Linked DNA regions of Homo sapiens: all the other regions are linked to region 1. Evidence: chromatin loops called from intact Hi-C (ENCODE). Cell type or tissue: Caco-2. All regions are shown on one strand. Each heading gives the region's core, and the rest is flanking DNA. Links, peaks and the distances in the headings are about the cores only. Region 1 overlaps NXPH2 (neurexophilin 2). Region 2 has its middle 130 kb from the start of SPOPL-DT. Region 3 holds the start of LOC101928273 (a long non-coding RNA gene).

Evidence for each region. Peaks named below come from ENCODE experiments on the same cell type or tissue, not always from the same donor. Only the 100,000 strongest peaks of a DNase experiment are listed, where the experiment ranks them.
Region 2: it touches region 1 in a loop (3-fold over the local background); 4 of 110 quality-filtered maps call a loop at or near these places.
Region 3: a loop joins it to region 1, with 2.4 times the contacts of the local background. A loop is called at or near these places in 2 of 110 quality-filtered maps.

What each region holds. Positions count from the first base shown.
Region 1 is chr2:138,716,890-138,723,817 of GRCh38, reverse strand. The region is part of intron 1 of NXPH2 (neurexophilin 2); the gene reads left to right. Among named protein-coding and RNA genes, the nearest start is that of NXPH2, 60 kb to the left of the region's middle. In Caco-2, for the core only: no CTCF peak of the experiment used is centred there; a DNase peak (open chromatin) is centred at 3,377.
Region 2 is chr2:138,371,122-138,378,049 of GRCh38, reverse strand. No RefSeq gene overlaps it. Among named protein-coding and RNA genes, the nearest start is that of SPOPL-DT, 130 kb to the left of the region's middle. In Caco-2, for the core only: a CTCF peak has its summit at 3,886 (motif pointing right); no DNase peak of the experiment used is centred there.
Region 3 is chr2:137,926,089-137,933,016 of GRCh38, reverse strand. LOC101928273 (a long non-coding RNA gene) reads left to right here and starts at 5,085. Exons shown (of 3, transcript NR_120402.1): 1 at 5,085-5,115; 2 at 6,609-6,780. In Caco-2, for the core only: no CTCF peak of the experiment used is centred there; DNase peaks (open chromatin) are centred at 3,334 and 3,586.

The DNA of each region.
Region 1 (6,928 bases), core at 960-5,959:
CCTGGAATCCGTGGCAGCTCAGCTGCACCCTGCTGTCATGAAGTAACAGCTGTGAGGTGTGGGCGAGTGGGTGAGCTTCTCTCCAGCACCACCTCTGAGAAGCGGAAATAATGATACTCCACCTGCAATGGTACTGTGACAATTCCATTGAGTACCAGGGTCCTGGCAGGAGGCGAGGCCCAATAAATGTCAGTTTCCTTTTATGAAGTAAAGCCAGGGGGCCTGTGAGATGCCCACCCTAGAAAAGACTAGGGCCAGGGTTCCACATGGAGATAGAACTTGGGAAAGCAGGGCTTTAGGAAGAACCAAGACTGCTCCCCTCACAGTTGGCTTAACATAAAAACTTCACTCAGAGAAGAGTGTCCTCATGGCGTAATCATTGAGAACTAGATTTCAGGGATAGGTTTGAGCCAAATGGGCTGATTTTTTCCCCTCAAATGCCAAGTATTCTGCTAAATACACTCAACCATGATTTTTCATTCATATTCCAGTATGTATAATCTTCAATGAATTTTTTTAAAATTTCCCCCTCCTGGAACTAAATCCTCTGCCACTGCTGTTTGCTTTTCAAGGCTTCATTAAAGTTCCTTGGATGAGGGCTTTGAGCTTTGAGAAATGGACCCAGTTTGTTTGTCTGCTTGCTTGCTTGCTTGCTTGTCTGTTTGTGTTGCTTAGCTTTGCTTTAATGTGAAACCCTACAGTAAATCTCCTCAGTCTTGTTGTGGGAAAGAAAATATCTTGTCTCAAGCACTTTTTGCCTTTGCTTGCCCTGGCAATAGATATAAAATAATGTGGTACTTAACCTTTTTGTTTTTGTTCACCCAGAAAACAAGTAGACAAGGACACAGCAGGCAATAAGCAATGGCTGAAAAATCACCCAGTGCCACTCTTGACCAGATTTTGCATATGTTGAGCACTTGCAGAGGCCTGAGCTACAGAGGCCAAAGAACCTCAAAGGAAGGTGGAAAGAACTGATGTTTTTGAGTAATTGTAGGCACTTTATTTACTTTGTTTTATTCTTACAAGACCAGCCAAAATCTCTTGAGCAAAGATCACACCTTGGCAATCCATCGGCACATGCTATCAGCACCACCTTCTAAACGTTATCTAGAATATAACCACTGAACACCTCTTCCACCTACTAGCCTGGACTGGGCCTTCTTCGTTGTTCAACTGGAATCATTGCAGGAATTCCTTAACTATTGGAAGATCTCTCCTCCCACTGTCCCCTACAGTCTGCACTCAACACTGCAGTCTTAGGGATCTTCAAGCCAGTTAGATGGTGCCTCTCTTCTGCCCAGGACAGCTTCCTGTTGCTCTGGTCAGTTAGAGAAGATCCTGGCCTGGACGCTTGCCCATGCTTACTGGGTGAGTCTTCACGCTGCCCTGCCCAGGCTCCGCTCCAACCACACATACTTCCTTGATTTTCCTTCCCCCAAGCCCAGCTTTCTTCTGCTGTAGGGCATTTGCATTTGCTGTTTTCTAGGCATGGAATTCTCTTTTTCCAAAATGTGTTCAAAGCTTATTTTCTCACTTTCTGCAAGTGTGTGTTTAAATATGACCTTCTCACGGATTCCTTTCTTGACCACCTTAAATAAAAAGCAGTTCTCAGTTAGTTTCTATCCTCTTGCTCACTTTGCTCTTTACCATCAGTAGCATTCTTTAATATGTATTTGTTTATTGTTGTTCTGTCTACTTCTACTAGTGAATTTCATGAGAGAGACACTAACAGATGAGACTGACTTTCTGAGAGAAATTAATTTACCTACTTATAGCATAAGTGGAGCAGCTAGCATTCAACTCCCAGTCTGACTGTCTGTAGCCTGTGCTCTTTCTACTGAATCAAGCAACTGACTTTGAAGCAAAAATAGCCATGCTCCCGCCATTGCTATTGTAGGTCTGCAAATTCAATAAAGACAGAATACTCAAAGCACACTACACTTTCATATCTACCTGCTGCATCTAAATCCTGCAAACTTACAGGCATTATCCCACTTGCTAACAAGGTTACTCAGCCTGGGGAAGTTTAAAGCTTTATCAGTTTTAGGTTTGCCGAGAGAGAAGAAAGGTAAGAAAGCGAGGCTGAGCCTAGCAAGGGCGATTCTTTAACTCCCATAGTTTGTGTCTCTTCTGTAGCTATTAAACATAGTCTTTTTCTAAATTAGTTTTTTTCCCTACATACATCATATCTCTTCCATTGTGACTTAAAAAATAAAATAAAATGATCCTCCTGCCTACAGTTTTACCACACAGCCCTACCTCCAAATTCCTCCAGTACATCCTCCATATTGTTGTCAGGAGGGTCTTTATAAAACATGAATCTTATTATTTTGCTCCATTAAAAAAAAACAAACTTCTATAATATAAAATCATGATTTCATGACCTAGCATATAGACTCTTTCCAATTGAATTCCTGTGTTCCTCTCAGTCTTCTGGCTGGCTCAGCTTTCCCCACCTCTGGCAATTTTTTTTTTTTTCAGACGGAGTCTTGCTCTATCTCCAGCTTGGAGTGCAGTGGTGCAATCTCGGCTCACTGCAACCTCCACTTCCCGGGTTCAAGCGATTCTCCTGCCTCAGCTTCCTAAGTAGCTAGGATTACAGGTGCAGACCACCACGTCTGGCTAATTTTTGCATTTTTAGTAGAGATGGGGGTTTCACCATTTTGGTCAGGATGGTCTCGAACTCCTGACCTTGTGATCCACCCACCTCGGCCTCCCAAAGTGCTGGGATTACAGGCCTGAGCCACCACACTCAGCCCCTCTGGCAACTTTTAATTTCACAATACAAAAGTATTTAATAATGCCCTGCATGCGTCCTTCAGTTTCACATTTACACACTTTCTTCTACTGCAGGCACTCTTAAATACTACCTTCTCTGCCCTATTTCCATCTGTTTTGCATTTTGGATTATCATTAATATCTAGCATCTCTTGAGAGACTCCAATGTGTCAGGCTTTGTCCAAGGGGCTTTGTATCTGGTTTAATGTTCACAACAGCTCTACTCAGAAGCATTTATCTATGTTTTACAGATAAAGGAACTGAAGCTCAGAGACCCCAAGATCCTATAACTAGAAAATGGGAGAACAGGGATCTGAACCGTATTTTCTTGCCACAGCGCCAGTGCGTGTGGAGCCAGCCCCCTGTGCTGCCGTGGCTCCTCTGCACCCAGGATTACAGTTCCTTCAAAGAGCTGCACACTCCTCACTGTCAGAGCCTTTTCTCTCTCTTTGTAGCTGCAGTGCCTCAGTGACCTGGTCATCCATTTTGCAGTGACATAAATAGATTTAATTTATGACTGTCAATTACGTCTTCACACCAACAGTCCTGGGGCAGTCAGCCCTCACTCTTGACTACGTGGCCTTGCCTCTCACCACCCCTTCAGAGCAGCCGAAGAAATGCCTGCTCTTCACCGAAGTTTGTTTGTTCAGTTTATAATGACCCTGGTCAGTGAACACTGCTGTCTGTAAATACTCATGTTTCGTCATGGCCTGTGAGAAAGTTTACAAGCATACTTGTTTTCTGTTACTGAGGATTGTATGTAAGAAGACAAGACTCTCCCAGTCATTGCTTTTGTTCTTCATACCATCAGTACGAGACCTACTTTGCATTGTCCTTCCAGTGGTGGCGATTGACCTCTGCTGATCTAACCATATAGCCTCTGTTTTTTTTTCAAGTTTTTTTTTTTTTAACCTTAAAACTGCATGTTTCATCTAATCCCAGAACATTTCAATAGATTTGTTTTTTATACTGGATTGAATGATTTGAAAGTTCATATGGAAAAATAAATGCAAGAATTCCCAAGAATGTATGAGGGAAAAAGAATAATGAGGTGGTACATGTAGTACCATATATTGAAATTTGCTTTAAAGTTAATGTAATAATTTTTTTATAAAAAGCTATTTGCACAAGAAAAAGTAAATAGAGCAGTGGGATAGAATCAAACCAAGAAACGTATATAAGTACATGTGGGATGTTACAATATGAAAATGAGAGTGTTTCCATTCCATGGGAAATAGTTTAATAAATAATACTGGCATTATTTGGCTATGAAAAAATAAAGACTAATTTTAATAATATATTTAAACATTCAAAGTTTTGTGGTTTTTGAGGGGATGAGGTCTTGCCATGTTACCCAGTCTCCAGACTAGTCTCGAACTCCTGGGCTCAAGCGATCTTCCCACCTCAGCCTCCCAAAGTTCTGGGATTACAGGCATGAGCCATAGCTCCCTGCCCATTTAAAGTTTTAAATGAAGAAAGTAACACTATACATTCATATACTTGCTTTTCTTACTTTTTAAGAAAATTACCTTTGTAATTAAAAAGTATGAAAGTTATTTAAAAGTAATATTTACATATTATGTATTATATTTACTTATTACAAACAGTAAAACAATTCAGAAGCTTGAAAAGTAAATTCCGAAAGACTCCTTTCTTCGCCTGTACCCTCAACCTGTAGCTTCTCCTTTCGGATATTTTTAAGTGCATTTACTTATATACATGCACACAGACATATAAAGAATTTTCTTACCTTTATAGGGATGATACTCTATTTTGCAAATTCTTTTTTTTACCTTAAGTATATATAATTGTGGATAATCTTCCACAAAAATATATATAGACATATCTCATTCTTTCCAAAGACCACTCAGTATTCCATTATATAGCTCTACTTTGAGTTATTTAAGTAATCTTTTATTAATAAAGGAGCTTGTTAATCAAAAATGAAAAGCTGTCTTTCTTACTGTATCTCTAATTCTCTCCCCAGGAATAAACATAAACAAGTGTTTTTGTGTTGTAATTTTTCTAGGGTTATCATTACAATTTACATTACATTTTCCTCTTCCTCCCCCACCCCCCAACTTTAGCAAGTAGCTATTGACTTCCAGATTTAGAAATTCTACACTCTAGTGAGACTGTGTCTCCCGTCTCCTGTACTTCCCTTTATCTGCTGTTCTGGGGCTATGATTATGTATTCCATGTGTAGTCTATAGGTTAATTCAAAGCTTTTGAACCAACTTTAAAAAGGCATTAATGGGATTATGCTTTTATAAATATTTACTACAGAACCAAGTTATGCTATTGGATTTATAGAGAATTAAATATATCATTAAGACACTTACCTTTAGCCACTCATAGGATAATGCCCCAGGCATCAAGGTCCAGTGGCTTCTCTTTTCATTTCCTTTTAGTTTTCTCCCTTTTCAAGTCATATTCAGCTGCTACCTTTCTGACTCATAATATATTTCTTTCTCAGTTGTTCTGCTGGACAGCCTTTTTGAGTAATGTTTTTGGAGAGCTTGTGAGGGCAACAAGCTTTCTGAAACTTGTATGATTGAAAATATTACATAAAAATTGTAGTTTCAACATGGAATTCTAAATTCATAGTCATTATCCCAGAGAGGGTTTTGTTTGTTTGTTTGTTTGTTTGACAATCTTTGCTTCTTTGAGTTTTAGTGTCCACTGTTGCTGAAGGGAAATCTGTTGTTAATTCTCCTTCCTTTATAAGTGGCCCCATTTTTTTCTCTCTCTTAGAAATTTTTTAAATTGTCTTTTCACTAATTTCAACAGTATGTAAAATTTAAGTATGTGTCTTTTCCCCATCAAACTCACTTAGCCTTGGTGAGGACTTCAATATGAGTGATCTAATTTTTCTTAAACCTAGGATATTTTCATTTCATTATTTATTATTATTATTCTCTCCTCCATCCTCTTTCCTATCTGTTCTCATCTCTTAGAACTTTTTTTAGTCAGCTACTTAACTTCCTGAACCCATTTTTTATGGTTTTACTTTCTCTTTTATTTCTTATGGCATTTTTGGTTTTGGTTGTTGGAAATTTCTTTGCTTGAGCTTCTAGATCAATAACTTGATTTTCAACTCTATTATAATGTTTGAGAGGTCTAATGACTTTGATTTCAGCAATCTTATTTTAATTTCCAAAAATTTCTTTCTTGACTTGTTTTGCAGTACAATTGCCTTCCTAATCTTTCTAAGGATAATATTTAGAATTTTTAGAGTTGTTTTTGATCCATTTGATTCCTCACATTTCTATTGATAACATTTAGAATTTTTAGGGTGATTTGGGATCCATTTGATTCCTCAAATTTCTTTTGATCTTTTGTTCATATTTCTGAAGCATACAGGTTGCTGCTCTGGTCTGGATGTTTCTGTCTCCCCAAAATTCATACATTGAAATTCTAACTCCCAAGGTGATGGCATTAAGAGGAAGAGGCTTTGGGAGTTGATTAGATCCATCACAAAAGGGTTTAGTGACCTTTTTCCAAGAGAGGTGCTTTTCCCTTTCCACCATGTGAGGATAGAGCAAGAAGGCACCATTTGTGAACCAGAAAACAGGCACTTACTAGATACCAAATCGGCTGGCACTTTGATCATGGATTTTCCAGCTTCCAGAACTGTGAGATGTTTCTGTTGCTTATAAGTTACCTGGTTTATGGTATTTTGTTATAGCCAAAACGGACTAAGACAGTTGCCTTGAGATGCCATATCATCAATACTGTTAAACGTTCTCCAGGTGATTCTCATGTGGGATAAAGCCATAGGAATGTTGCTACAGGGTCATAGGGTAGGTGTATGATTATGTACATTCTTCTTCACCTTGTCTTTGGTCGTTTAATAACATATCCTGCATATTTTTCCTTATCAGTATATAAAAAGCTCCTTCCTTCTTTTTTACAGCTTCATAGCACTCCATTGTGTGATGGATCATTGTTATTTCACTATTTCTCTGTTGATTTGAAAACTGTGAGTTCCAAATATCACACCAAAGAATTCTTTCTTTTAATTCTGTAGTGAATAATCTTATCCATCTGTCATTTCAAACATGTGCAGTTATACCTGCAAGATAAATTCTTGAGAGAGGAATTGCAGGCTCAAAAGTTAAGTGTGTTATTAATTTTGGTAAATACCAAC
Region 2 (6,928 bases), core at 1,230-6,229, 350 kb after region 1:
TTAGGGGAAAATCACACATCAGGGCCTGTTGAGGGGTGGGGGTTAAGGGGAGGGAGAGCATTAGGACAAATACCTAATGCATGCGGGGCTTAAAACCTAGACGACAGGTTGCTAGGTACAGCAAACCACCATGGCACATACATACCTACATAACAAACCTGCACATTCTGTACATGTATCCCATAACGTAAAGTAAAACAATAATTAAAAAAAATCTTGTTGAAGTGAACTAAGGTTTTTTTAAGATCACTCAGACTATGACAGAAATGAGGCTAGTTCTATATCTCTTGATAATTTTAGTCAGGTTTATTGAGAGAAAGTTTAAATATAATAAAATCAGGCCAGGCATGGTGGCTCATGCCTGATTCCAGCACTTTGGGAGGCCAAAGCAGGAGGAGTGCTGGGGCCTAGGAATTTGAGACCAGCCTGGGCAACATAGTGAGAACTCATCTCTACAAAAAAAAAACAACAAAAAAAAATTTAAAAACTTAGCCAGGCATGGTGATGTGTGCCTGTAGTCCTAGATACTTAGGTGGCTGAGGTGGGAAGATAGCTTAAGCCCAGGAGGTCAAGCTGCAGTGAACCATGATCATGGCACTGAACTCCAGCCTGGACAACAGAGTGAAACCTTGTCTCAGAATAAATAAATAAAATAAAATTCACCTTGTTTATGGACTTGAAAAGTGTATATAGGCATGTAACCACTGCTAGAATTAAAATATAAAACATTCACATCCCCTCCAAAAGTTATTTTGTGCCTCTTTGTAGTCAATTTCCTTCTCTTCCACCTCCAGGCAACCATTGAAGTCTTTGTCATTATAGTTTTGCCTTTCTAGAATATTTTAAGAAGAGAAGCATATATCATATCATCTTTAGTATCTGCCTTCTTTCGCTTAACATAAAGCACTTGAGATTCCTCCACGTTAATGCGTGAAACAATAGTTCATTTCTTTTTACTGGTGAATAGTATTCCACCAAATGGCCAAAACACAGTTTGTCATCCATTCACCAGTTTATGGAAGTTTAGGTTGTTGCCATTTAGGTTCTTTTTAGCAATTATAAATAATGCTGCTATAAACATTTGTGTACATGTTTTGTGGGCACTTAGCCCTTTAACTTGGGTAAATACATAGGAATGAAATTGCTGTATTGTATGATAATAGTATGTTGGTGGTATGGTTGTGGGGTGGTAGCAGAAGGGGAAGGAGGGCATTCTCTGATGTCCTGGTATAGGAGAGAGTTTCTTGGCCTTCCCCAGTGGTGACAGCTCACTTCTAATGGCATGAATATAAGATCCTGAGGCTGGGCCCAAGACTGTTTCCTGGCCCTCCTCCAGGGATAGATAATTTTTCTTTTTTATTCCGTCATCAACAATAGGTTTTTAACCTGTGCCTGGGAGTGACAAGGTTTTCTGCCTCTGTTACAGAGGCTCAAGGCTTTTGTTCTTTCTGAGAGGATGATCTGGGCAGGGTGGCTGGGGTTCATGCTTTCCCCATAGTGGCTGCTCTTCCCCTTCTCCTGGCCTGTATCATCTAAGAGGGACTCTCCCCAGTTACCCACTGTGCCCCCATCTTTTTTATGAGTACCTCATGGAGGTGCCTGGAGATGAGCCTGGGGGTAAGCAGCAGCTCCTCCCATGTCTGGGGCTGCCAGGGATTCTACACTGTCACAGCAGGCCACACTCAACCTCCACCAATCCTTTAAGGTTCAGCTGGTTCCTTCTCAGCCAACTGTATGGCAACCAGTGCCTTTTTCTCCCATGCTTTGCCCTCTCTGAGCCAATCCACTGGTGCTTGATTTAATTCAATTTCCTTCAAATATAAAATAAAATTAAAAGCAATTCAACATGGCATTTTTTTTTTTTTGTGATGACAATTCCTGTGGATTCTATTTTGGGGAAACAATGGAAGGAAACATGATGGTGGAGGATCAAAGACTGAATCCCATAAGACGTGGTTCTCAAATGAGCCTCCCCTAGAATACTGGGGTATTGCTAAAAAATTTAACCACGTTGGTATCTTCTCAAAAGCTCAGAAAATATTAAGTTTATGAGTGGAATTTTCTGAATGTGAAGTTTTTGCCTCATAATTTGCTATTATTTTAATAGTTTGGTAACTGCTGCTGATTGTTTACTCGGTGTATGCAGCTAGATAAGCAGTGAGCACAAAAATGGCAATCTGGACAGCTAATGAAGCCCTTTCACCACCTCATAAGGTAATTGGGTTCATTGTAGATAGTTTTAACTTTGTAAAATATCCTTTTCTGAAAATTTCTGTGTATTCTGAGAATGTGGAGATCTGTATCATTTTAGAGATGTTAAAGAAATTTAGCATTTCCTACAGAAACTCAGGAGTTTGTGGATAAATCCTACAAAGCAAAGTGGATGATGTGGCCCAAAATTAAGATCAGTAAGAGGTCTTTGATTTCAGTCTCATGTTGTTTCTGTTACCAAGTAAATTTTTACTGTCATGGCTCATGATATTTCAAGTCATTTGAAAAGCCAAGATTTCAGCAAAGTCTGTTTGAAGACCTAAAGAGAAAACATGTTGAGCCTAAATACAAAGCTTGTACCCAATGGTTAGGGGAGGGTTCAAAAGATTTTAATTCATGCCAATTTTTATCGTGTAAAAGGAGATGGGGAGACTTCCAGGACTGATTTGAAAAGAGTTGAAACATAATCTGAAGAATTTTTAGCTTTTGTTAAATTTAATAAGTGAATAATAATTTTGCAAGGCATAAGGTGTCCATGTTTATTAGAGCTGAAGACATTCTGGGACCTAAGATCCTCCTTCAAATCTAGAGTCTATGTATATATTACTTTTATATTTAAACATATGCAATACAAATATACCTTGGTTGGTACTCATATATATATATATATATATTTTTTGTAATATTCACCACTAAAAATTTTGTTTCTAGTCGATAAAATAGACTTCGGTATGTCAATATTTCATGGTACTCCACATTGTGTGCGATTTCCATGCAACTTATCACCTGTGTTTGAGTTGGCTTCTGTGAGTTTTCACATGATTTACCTTGGATATTGGGGTGTCATCCTGAATTTTGGGCTGGAAAGTGACTGTGGCTTAATTTCCTTATCTATAAAATGGGAATGATAATCATGCCTCCTTTATAGGGCTGTTACGAGAATTAAAGAAGGCATTGCTTATAAACTCCTTGTTACAGTGTCTAGCCATAGTAAGCATTCATTAGAGTTTAGCTATCATTAATATCTGAAGTGGTCATGGGATTATTTTGCTGGTCCTGTAGAAGAGCTATACATCCTTGGTGACATTCCTCTCTTTCAAATGGAGGGAACAACGGTGAAATATTATTGGCCTATTAACTGTAAGCATTTATTTTTGTGGATCAATTGGCATAATACTCATTAATCTATGTCACAACTGTAAAATACTCTACACACATAATATGTTGGAGTTGCAAAGTTAACAACTACTCACACCTAGAAAAAATTATCATTGTTATTTTATACACCTATTATTTTAATACCAGCTGTCAAGTTTTATTTTATGCTTTTTACTGTTTTATTCTTCTTGGTTTATTTATTTTTTATTTATTGAAATGTTTAGGGTACAAGTACAATTTTGTTACATACATAAATTGTATAATAATCAAATCAGGGCTTTTAGAATATAGATTTATTTTCAATAAAAAGCTTTTCTAACCTTGAATTTAAGATACCACTTTCTATAATTTCTTTCATGTCTGACAAGCATAGGTGTTAGTGTGGTATTTTAGTGTAGTTCAGGTTATATAGTCAATTCAGTAAAGCATCTCAGAGTTCTAAAATCATCCTTTGGGTGGCAAGCCTTGGCCAGAATGTCAGTCTAATTCTGCAATGGTTTTCCAGTTATCTTTTTTCTCTTCAGAGCCAGCAGAGGGAGCACCAGTCTCTCCCTATCTAAACAATCATAATGGCTTTTAAACATATGGTGGGCCTTTCATAATTAAATTTTTAAAAAGAGATGGAGTTTAAATGAAGATATAAAACTCAAAGTATGAATGCGCATTAATTACCTTAATAATGCTGCCAAGTTTAAACTGATTCAAAATGAAAATGCTCAAGACTACAGGTCATATGGAATGAAACTGGGAGTTATCAGGTAACTTTAACACAACCTAATTTAGAAAATACTGTCAGAAGTAGAAGAGAGTAGAAGGCTAAGAATGCCTGAAATTATTTAATAAATTTTTTTTGAGTTCTTGCTATGTTTCAGATCATGAGCTAAATTATGGCATTATAAAGATGAACCAGAGTTAGTCTGGGGAGGTAGGCAGGAAAAGGTTAGGAAAAGCCACTTGAAGAAAATAATGCCTAGTTTCTAAATAAGAGTTCTAAATAAAATGTTTGTTGAATGAATGAATGCTAATAATATGTGTATTAATAATACAAAATTATCATTTTATATGACGCTTGAAAGTTATGGTGCTTCTACATACATTACTCATTTAATTACACCTAGGACAGGTTTAAGGTCTCAGAGATGGTAAATTGCATATGTAGGTCACTAATTACAAATCAGTGAGCTTTATAGTCACTGTATCTGGTGTGTACAATTTGTCTTTTTAAAATAAAAAATATCTGCTTGCAAATAGATTCTTAGAAAATGAACATATTTCTTTAGTAATACACAATAATCTCTTTTAAACGTTATTTTTTTTCAGTTAGTGGAAAATAATTTAAAACTATTAAGTACCCATGTTTGAAAAATCAAGAAGGTTTGCCAGTGGAAATAGATCTAAATATAAAGCAAGAGTCTAGGCAAGAGTTTCCTTGATGAGATCATTAGACAAGTCTTAGTTGAAGGAAGTACAGGGTTATACTATTCAGAAGATTTCATATATTAAGGAGAAATGATCCAAGAAATTTTACTAGTGGGTCTGATAGAATGTCTAGGATAATATGTCATGTATATCTGTGCTCAAAATTTCTTTGAATTTGTCAGATTAGGCAACTCACCTAATATTCAGAACTAAATTTTGGATCAGAAAAAAAGTTATCCAAATTAACTTTGAATTCATTCAACTTTGTAGATAAACTTTAGGATATTAAAAAAGTAAAGTAAATGGATATTATGATGCCTTTTAGAGCCATAAATAGGTGCCTAGATCTTTCAACAACCATATTACTCTTACCAGGGATGGACAAGAACTCAAAATGTATCAAACACAAATGAAGCATCTGAGGTTATTAAAATTTGATTTGGGAATAGAACAAAATACATCTGTTCTGGTTTTAGGTTAGATATGGTGATTTCAGTTTTACTCAAGATAAGACATAGCCTTTGACCCTATCACTTCTGCATTCTACTTCCAACAATTAAATATTTTAAAAATTGGCATGGATTGTACAATCACATAAGATAATTTACAATAATCCTTTTAATGGGCCATTATAGAAGACAGGTAGATCAGTAAATTATCTGGATTCTGAACTATATCTTTGAACTTCACTGGACTAACAGCTTCAGGGATGGTCAAGATAATCACATTTGTATCTCCTGATCTGTCATACAACAAGTTCTCGAAGAATGTTGAATGAACAATTAAATGAATAATAAATGAACATTGAGTGGGAACACTGGATTTAAAAAGTTACTTTTTTTTGGTGAAGTCAATCCTCCATGCTCTCTTGAGAATTTACATCCAAAAGTAGATCCTTAGTTTTCCAGGAATACATGTTCAAGATATAAAACTTTCATTATTTGAAAAAAAATCTCACCAGAGAGATTTTTGTCTCCTACCTAAAAAGAAATGGCATTGCCACATATATGTACATTATCAGAAATAATATCATAGCCAATGACCTTCAGAGTTATCACAGTAAGTCTGTTGTCAAAATTTCATCTTCGTAATGTAAAGTGGTCTGAGAAGTCAGTGATGCAGATATGTACATTCTTTTGAGGTTTACCTCTTCCCAGAAATCTTTAGTGATTTTTTAACCTGGTGGCATAAACTCAGTACAAGGAAGACAGAATTCTCTGATCTGCAACATAACTGGGAAGGAGACTGAAGAAAGCAAGAAGGAGGACAGAACAGATGGGAGAGAAAAGAGATGTGTTTGTCAGTAGAATGAAAATGCTGAAGAAATGCTCTTTCTGCACTCCCATCTCCAAAACCTTGACCATCTCAGATATTACCATCTCCCAGGAAATTCCTCAAGTAAAGTCTTCTGCCAGAACATCTCATGTTTTCCTTATGGCACATACTTAACCCTATGTTGAGATTTTTTAACTTTTAATTTTGAAATAATTTTAAGTTTACAAAAGAGTTGCAAAGATTGTATGAAGATTTCCCATATATATTTCATCTTGCTTCCCCTAAAGTTAACATATTACATACACATAGTAACATGGACATTAAGAAATTAACATTTGTCAATAATATTATCTAAATTATTGTTTACTTCAAATTTCCTGTTTTTCTACTAATGTAATTTTTGTTGTTGTTCAAGGATTCAATCCAATATACTACATTGTAATTAGTCATTGTGTCTCCATTGTCTTCTTAATCTGTGGTAGTTCCTCAGTCTTTTCTTGTTTTTCAAGACCTTGATATTTTTGCAGAATACTGGTCAGGTGTTTGTAGAATGGTCCTCAGTTTGGATCTGTCTGGAGCTTTCTCATATTTAGACTAAGGGTGTAGATTTTGGGAGGAAAATGCCACATGGGTAATATGTCCTTTATTGCATCCTCTGAGGGGATACATGATATCAGTATTTTTAATTACTGGTGATATTAACGTTGGTCACGTGGGTGAGATGGTAACTTCCAGGTTTCTTCATGTAAGTTTACTATTTTTTCTTTTCCATAGAGTCTGTTTCTTAGAAGTGTGTTAATAAGTGAGTCACTAGGTTTATTTAAGTGATGGAAAATTAAACTCTTGGAGGAAGGAGTATTTAAGA
Region 3 (6,928 bases), core at 961-5,960, 790 kb after region 1:
GAACATGAAGACCTAAGGTTTACTTGGCTTAGTCCGAAGAAGCTTCCAGTATAAGGCTGGATTAGGAAAGATGAAAATGGAGACATAAAAGTTGGACTGGGGCCAGGTGCAGTGGCTCATGCCAGTAATCCCAGCACTTTGGGAGGCCAAGGTGGGTGGATCATGAGGTCAAGAGATTGAGACCATCCTGGCCAACATGGTGAAACCCCCCTGTACTAAAAATACAAAAATTAGCTGGGCGTGGTGGTGCATGCCTGTAATCCCAGCTACTCGGGAGTCTGAGGTAGGAGAATCACTTGAACCCAGGAGGCGGAGGTTGCAGTTAGCCGAGATCACACCACTGCACTCCAGCCTGGGCCACAGGAGCGAAACTCCGACTCAAAAAAAAAAAAAGTTGGACTGGGAGCCTTACAGAGTTCACACACGTTTGTAACATTCTTCAGATGTGGTCTGCACAAATTGGAGTTATTAGTCCAATTTTATAAAGAAAAATCATATTTTGAATGTAGCCGAAGAACTTCCTAATTAAAATGATATGATCCTTAAAAGGTTTTTTGGGGGTAATGGAGGGAGGATCAGGAGGATCAAAGTAGAATGCATATATTTGATAATAAATATAATATTTGGTCAAAGAAAAATAAAAGTTCGACCTAATCAGTTTGCAGAAATGCCTAGAAAATAAACCATCTTCTAAATATATAGTGATTTTAAAGAGGATAAAGTATGAGGAAAGGGTGGAGTTATCTGTCAGAAAAAATTATATAATTTTACAACATTTTATTTTTATTAAAACAGAGCATGGGTTAAAACCACCATGAGAATTAGGTCATCAAACCATCAACAATAGACTAATATTCCCCCCAAATTCCTATGTTGAAATTCCAATTCCCAATATGATGGTATTAGGAGACGGGATCTTTCAAAAGTGATTCGTGATTCATGAATCGGTGAATCAGATTAGTGCTTTTATTAAAGAGATGCAAGAGAGATCCACTGCAAGGGAAAGCCATTGTAAGAGAAGACACAGCGAGAAGACAGTCACTGTCTGTGAACCAGAAAACTGAGCCTCACCAGATACCGATTCTGACAGTGACTTAATCTCAACTTTCCGAGCCTCTAGTACTGTAAGAAATAAATTTATGTTGTTTATAAGCTATCCTGCTTATGGTATTTTTGTAACAAAAATGTTTGTAACAGCCCAAATGGCCTAAGATACCATCCCTAAGTAGGGCAGTCATCGTAAAGTAGTTACAACACAACAAAAACAAGGGGAAGACTTAATTGAAAAAATTCATTCCTGAGACGTAATAAAGCAGGTGAATTTAGTAATGGGAAATGATTCTGCAAGGGACTTTTAGCATTATCACCCTCCAGAAACATGTCAGAAAAATCTAGAGCATTATTCTCTGGGTGGGACAGATTTGGGAGAATGCATGCTACCTTATCAGCTCTCTGTTCCTCCCTGGGAGACTGATGCTTCCTAATGCACAACTCAATTCAAAGCAGCAATGTACTCTGAAGTTTCTTCTCTTTCTTTCTTTCTTTCTTCCTTTCTTTCTTTCTTTCTTTCTTTCTTTCTTTCTTTCTTTCTTTCTTCTTTCTTTCTTTGTTTGTTTCTTTCTTCTTTCTTTCTCTGTTTCTTTGCTTTTTCTTTCTTCCTTCCTTCCTCTTTCTTTCTTCTTTTCTATTTCTTTTTTCTTTTCTTTCTTCTTTTCTTTCTATTTCTTTTTTCTTTTCTTTCTTTCTTTCCTTCTTTCTTTCGTTTCTTTCTTTCTTTCTTTCTTTTTCCTTCCTTCTTTCCTTCCTTCCTTCCTTCTCTTTTTCTTCTTCTTGAGACAAGGTCTTACTCTGTTGCCCAGGCTGGAGTGCACTGGCGTGATTACAGCTCACTGCAGCCTTGAACTCCTGGCCTCAAACCTCTGCCTCCTGAGTAGCTAGGTCTACAGGCATCCACCACCATGCCTGGTTAATTTTTTAAAGTTTTTGTAGAGACAGGGTCTCACTCTCTCGCCCAGGTTGGTCTTGAACTCTTGGCCTCAACTGATCTTCCCACCTCAGTCTCCCAAAGTGTTGGGATTATAGGTATGAGCCACTGTGCTCAACCCAGAAAGTATTTTTATGTAAAAATAAATTATGCAATGGCACTTTATGAACTTCAAAGAAAAAATACTTTCTTTGTGTTGTTCTTGTTATATCTGAGAAGAAAAATGATGATTAAATTTCTAAATAAAACATATTCTGTTAATTTACAACTTTTCTCAAAATGGAAGAGTTTAAATTGTGATAAAAAGTAGTAGGTAGAGTGTACACCTATGTTCATAACAGCATTATTTACGATAGCCAAGATTAGAAACTACCCAAGTGTTCATCTACACATGAATGGAAAAATAATTTGTATATATATATATACATATATATATATGAATATTATTCAGCCTTAAATGGGAATGAGACTCTGACACAATACTACAACGTGGATACATCTTGCAGGCCTGATAAATGAAATAAGCCACAAAAAGACAAATACTATAAGCCCACTTATATGAAGTGTCTAAAGTAATAAAATTCATAGAAATGGAAAGTAGAATTATGTTTGCCAGGAGCTGAGGAAAGGGGAAAATGAGGAGTTAATGGGGATAGAGTTTCAGTTGTGACAGATGGGAAAGTTCTGGACATTGATTACACAACAATGGAAATTCACTTAACACTATTGAACTGCACACTCAAAAATGGTTAAGATAGTAAGTTTTATGTGTATGTTACCACTATTTAAAAAATTAGTTAAAAAATAGTAGACCGAAATTTATTTCTAACGGTGGCTTCCCACCACCATTTGGGGGGAGTTCTGTTGTGAAATTTTAGGTGATTTACTTTCTCAAATTGTACTGAGTCATGGGTTTGTTTTCCCATGGAAAAATTACTAAAAGAAGAGTGCGTGGAAACACATAACACTTAAGTCACTTCCATATTGCAAAGGTATGTCCATAAGACCTTTGACTTTGATAAGATTTGTAAAAGCTATGCGGCCTTTTCTTCCTCCTCACTCCATCCCGTCTCCCAGGGCCAGCCTGTTCCTCAAAAGAGTGAAAAACATAGGAAAATTACTGCCAATCATCCAACCAGACTATCTAAATGATGTAAAGTAATTATTAAATTTTACTCAGCCAATACACTGTTTGAGCTTGGATTATAAACCACTGTTTACTCTCACAGTGTCTGGCAAAAAATAGGCACTCTCATTTTGTTTTCAACAGACAGATGGTGTTTGCCCTTCTAGAGCTCAAGAAGGAGGGTGATCAAGCAAATAGGCTTAAGCACATTTTGAGAAAAGCAACATGGCGCACAGCCCTGGGGCAAGACTATGTCGGGCTCAGGACTTGAGTCTGTCATTTACTAGCTGTGTAATCTTGAGCAATTCACTTAAATATCCTGATCTTCATTTTTTTCCTGTGTGAAATGACATTAATAAACAATGTCTGTAACAAGAAATGTAAAGGCCAAATGTAAAGAAATGTAAAATCCTAAGTCCTGCATGCCTTCTACCACTGGTCTAGTCACATGTGCCAGCTGAACATTCCCTGGGCCGCAATTAATGTGACTGATGGTTTTATCCCTGGTTTTCCCAGGGTGAAATCTAGACACAGGAATCCTGAAAAATGCCTCTGTGGAAAGATAGATTGAAAGCAGGTCTTCTAAGGGAAGCTGCAGAATGTTTCTCCCTCAGCCTATAGTTTGACAGAATGATAAGATATCAAGATGAAACCCTGAAGACCTGAGGATTTTTCACGGATTTCATTATTCTATTGAAGACCTAAAAAAAAGTGGCTAAAAAAGATATTTTTAGAAATTGCTTTAATATGGTTTTTATTAACATTTATTTAATTAACTACATAAAATCTGTATATAAAAGAGGCAAAAGTTTATTCTTACTCTCAGCCAGACAGTTGCTGATAAGGTAGTGTTGACAGGAATCTCCCTGACTCAACAACCATAAATATGGTTGGAATGTGGTATTTGCTCTTCCTGGAAACAATGCTTCCCACTTACAGAGTTTGTATTCAATATGGTGTTAATACATAGACCTCATCCAACTATCTCTCTGTGGAATCTGAGCTCCTACTCAAGTCAATATCCTATAATATGCTAAACAGAAAACCTCCTGTATTAGTTTCCTGAGGCCACCATAACAAAGTACCACAAACTGGGTGGCTTAAACAACAAGAATGTATTCTCTCACTGTTGTGAAGGTCAGAAGTCCAAAATCAAGGTGTGTTAGTAGGGACACCCTTCCTTGGAAAGCTGCAATCCTTCCTTGCCTCTTTCAGCTTCTGATGGGTCTTGGCATTTCTTGGTCTGTGGCAGCATAACTCCAGTCTCTGCTAGAGTTTACAAATGGCCTTATCCCCTGTGTCTTTGTATTTTTCCATCTTCTCATACGGACACCTGGCATTAGATTTTTGTGTGCACCGTAAATCCAGGGTGGTTTTATTCCAGAATCCTTTTTATATCCCAAATATATCTACAAAGATTCTGTTTTCAAGTAAGGTCACATTCTGATGTTCCAGGTTGGAATGGTCTGAATGTTTGTATACCCCCAAAATTCATATGCTCAAACTGTTTTTTTTTTTTTTTTGACACAGTCTTGCTCTGTTACCCAGGCTGGAGTGCAGTGGCACCATCACGGCTCTCTGCAACCTCCACCTCCAGGGTTCAAGTGGTTCTCCTGCCTCAGCCTCTTTGGTAGCTGGGATTACAGGCGTGTGCCACCACGCCCAGCTATTTTTTGTATTTTTAGTAGAGATGGGGTTTCACCATGTTGGCCAGGCTGGTCTCAAACTCCTGACCTCAGGTGATCCTCCCACCTCAGCACACCCAAAGTGCTGGGATTACAGGCATGAGCCACCACGCCCAGCCCATATGTTCAAACTTGATCCCCAATGTGAGAGTATTAAGAGATGCAGCTTTTCTTTTGGGTCGGGGTGGAGGTGGGGGTGATTAAGCCATGAGGACAGATTCCCCATGAATTGGATTACTGCCCTATAAAGAGGCTTCAGAGACCTTGGTCAACCTTTCTTCCGTGTGAGGACACAGCAAGAAGGCACCATCAATGAAGCAGTGAGTAGACCCCTGCCAAACGCTGAATAGGAAGTCATCTTGAACTTGCAGCCTCCAGAAACTATTAGCAATAAATTTTCTCTTGTTTATAAATTACCTAGTCTATGGTATTTTTGTTATAGCAGCTCAAATGAACCAAGACACAGATGTACATAAATTTAGGGAAAAATTATTCAACCCACTATACCTCTTTCCTTTTTTACTAATTCGTATTTAATTAATGATGCATGTGGTTTATTTAGTGACAACAACATCTATGGTCAATATGTGAGACTCTCAGAAGAGGAAATGTAACCATCAGCAGCCAACAGAAAGTGGGGGGCAATAGAAATTCTACCTCATTCCCCAAGTTAGAGAAAAAAAAAATCACTGCATGGAGATATGAAATAATGCTTTGTGGGTCTGTTTTCCTATAGCTTCTGTATATGTCAATCTTCTATGCTCAGCTTTCTTTGTATCTTATTTTTTAATTTTAGTATAAAAATGAATGTTTTATTGCCTTCAATTTACCATTATTATTTTTTACATCAGTTGTTCTTTGTGTGTGTGTATGTGTCAGATTTAGTTTTCTGGAGTGTGAATGCATGTGGTGTGTGTGTATGTGTGTGACCTAAATAAGTTTATCTCCTGAAAAGAAAGCAATATCAACATTTAAAGATTAGGTTAACAGAACTCACTTTATTAAATGCCTGGTATGTGTCCAGGCCTTGAGCTGAGGAATAAGAACAATGATGAGTAAAGACCATCCCTGTTCTCAAGGTGTTTGTAGACTACAAAGGAGCCTGCAACCTTACAGCAAAAATAAAGTAAATAAACACAAACCATGGAGCATGTTGCACTCACAGAGGTTCATTCTCACCCATTTTGAAGATACTGGGAGTAATTGGAACTTTGTTGAAGAAAACAAGGAGATCATTTCTGTTTTGTCTGTGCATCACCATGACTACCTAGCACCATGGAGAAAGGGACCCCCTTTCAGAGCACAAACTCTGACCACAGAGGGCCTTTGTCTATCCTTCATTTTACTCTAAACTTTTCTCAAAATAACCATGGATGAAGCTGGAAAACATCATTCTCAGCAAGCTAACATAGGAACAGAAAACCAAACACTGCATGTTCTCACTCATAAGTGGGAATTGAACAATGAGAACACACGGACACAGGGAGAGAAACATCACACACCAGGGCCTGTCAGGGGTTGGGGGCAAGGGGAGGGATAGCATTAGGAGAAATACCCAATGTAGATGACGGGTTGATGGGTACAGCAAACCACCATGGCACATGTATACCTATGTAACAAACTTGCACATTCTGCACATGTATCCCAGAATTCAAAGTATAATAAAGTAAATAAATAAATAACCCTTTGTGAAGCTGTACTTCTGGAGAAAAGCCCACACAACTATGGGACATTAAGTATGCATCACAAGTAAGATTTTAAAAATAATTTAAAAAGTATTATTTCTGCTTTTGTTTCCTTGTCATTAAAAAAGGTTTCTGTCTTCCTCAACCCCTCAAGATCAGCGCTTTAGCTGCAAGTAAATGCCTTCTTGCATTGGATTCTTCCCATAAACTTCCCTGCTCATTTCTCCCGTGGATTGGGCCTTCTATGACTGCACATATATAGTCGCTTCAGAATAGAAAGCCGCTTTCTCCCTTAGCAAGGTATGGCTTTTCCGATGTCCCCTCTTGCTTTGCCAAGTTGAATTCCAAAGTTGTGTCAAATCTCAGCTAAATCAGTGTATTTGCCTTTCCTGCCTATGGCATTAATTGCACTTTACCGCTGCTATTATTTTCCATGCAACTTCTTAGT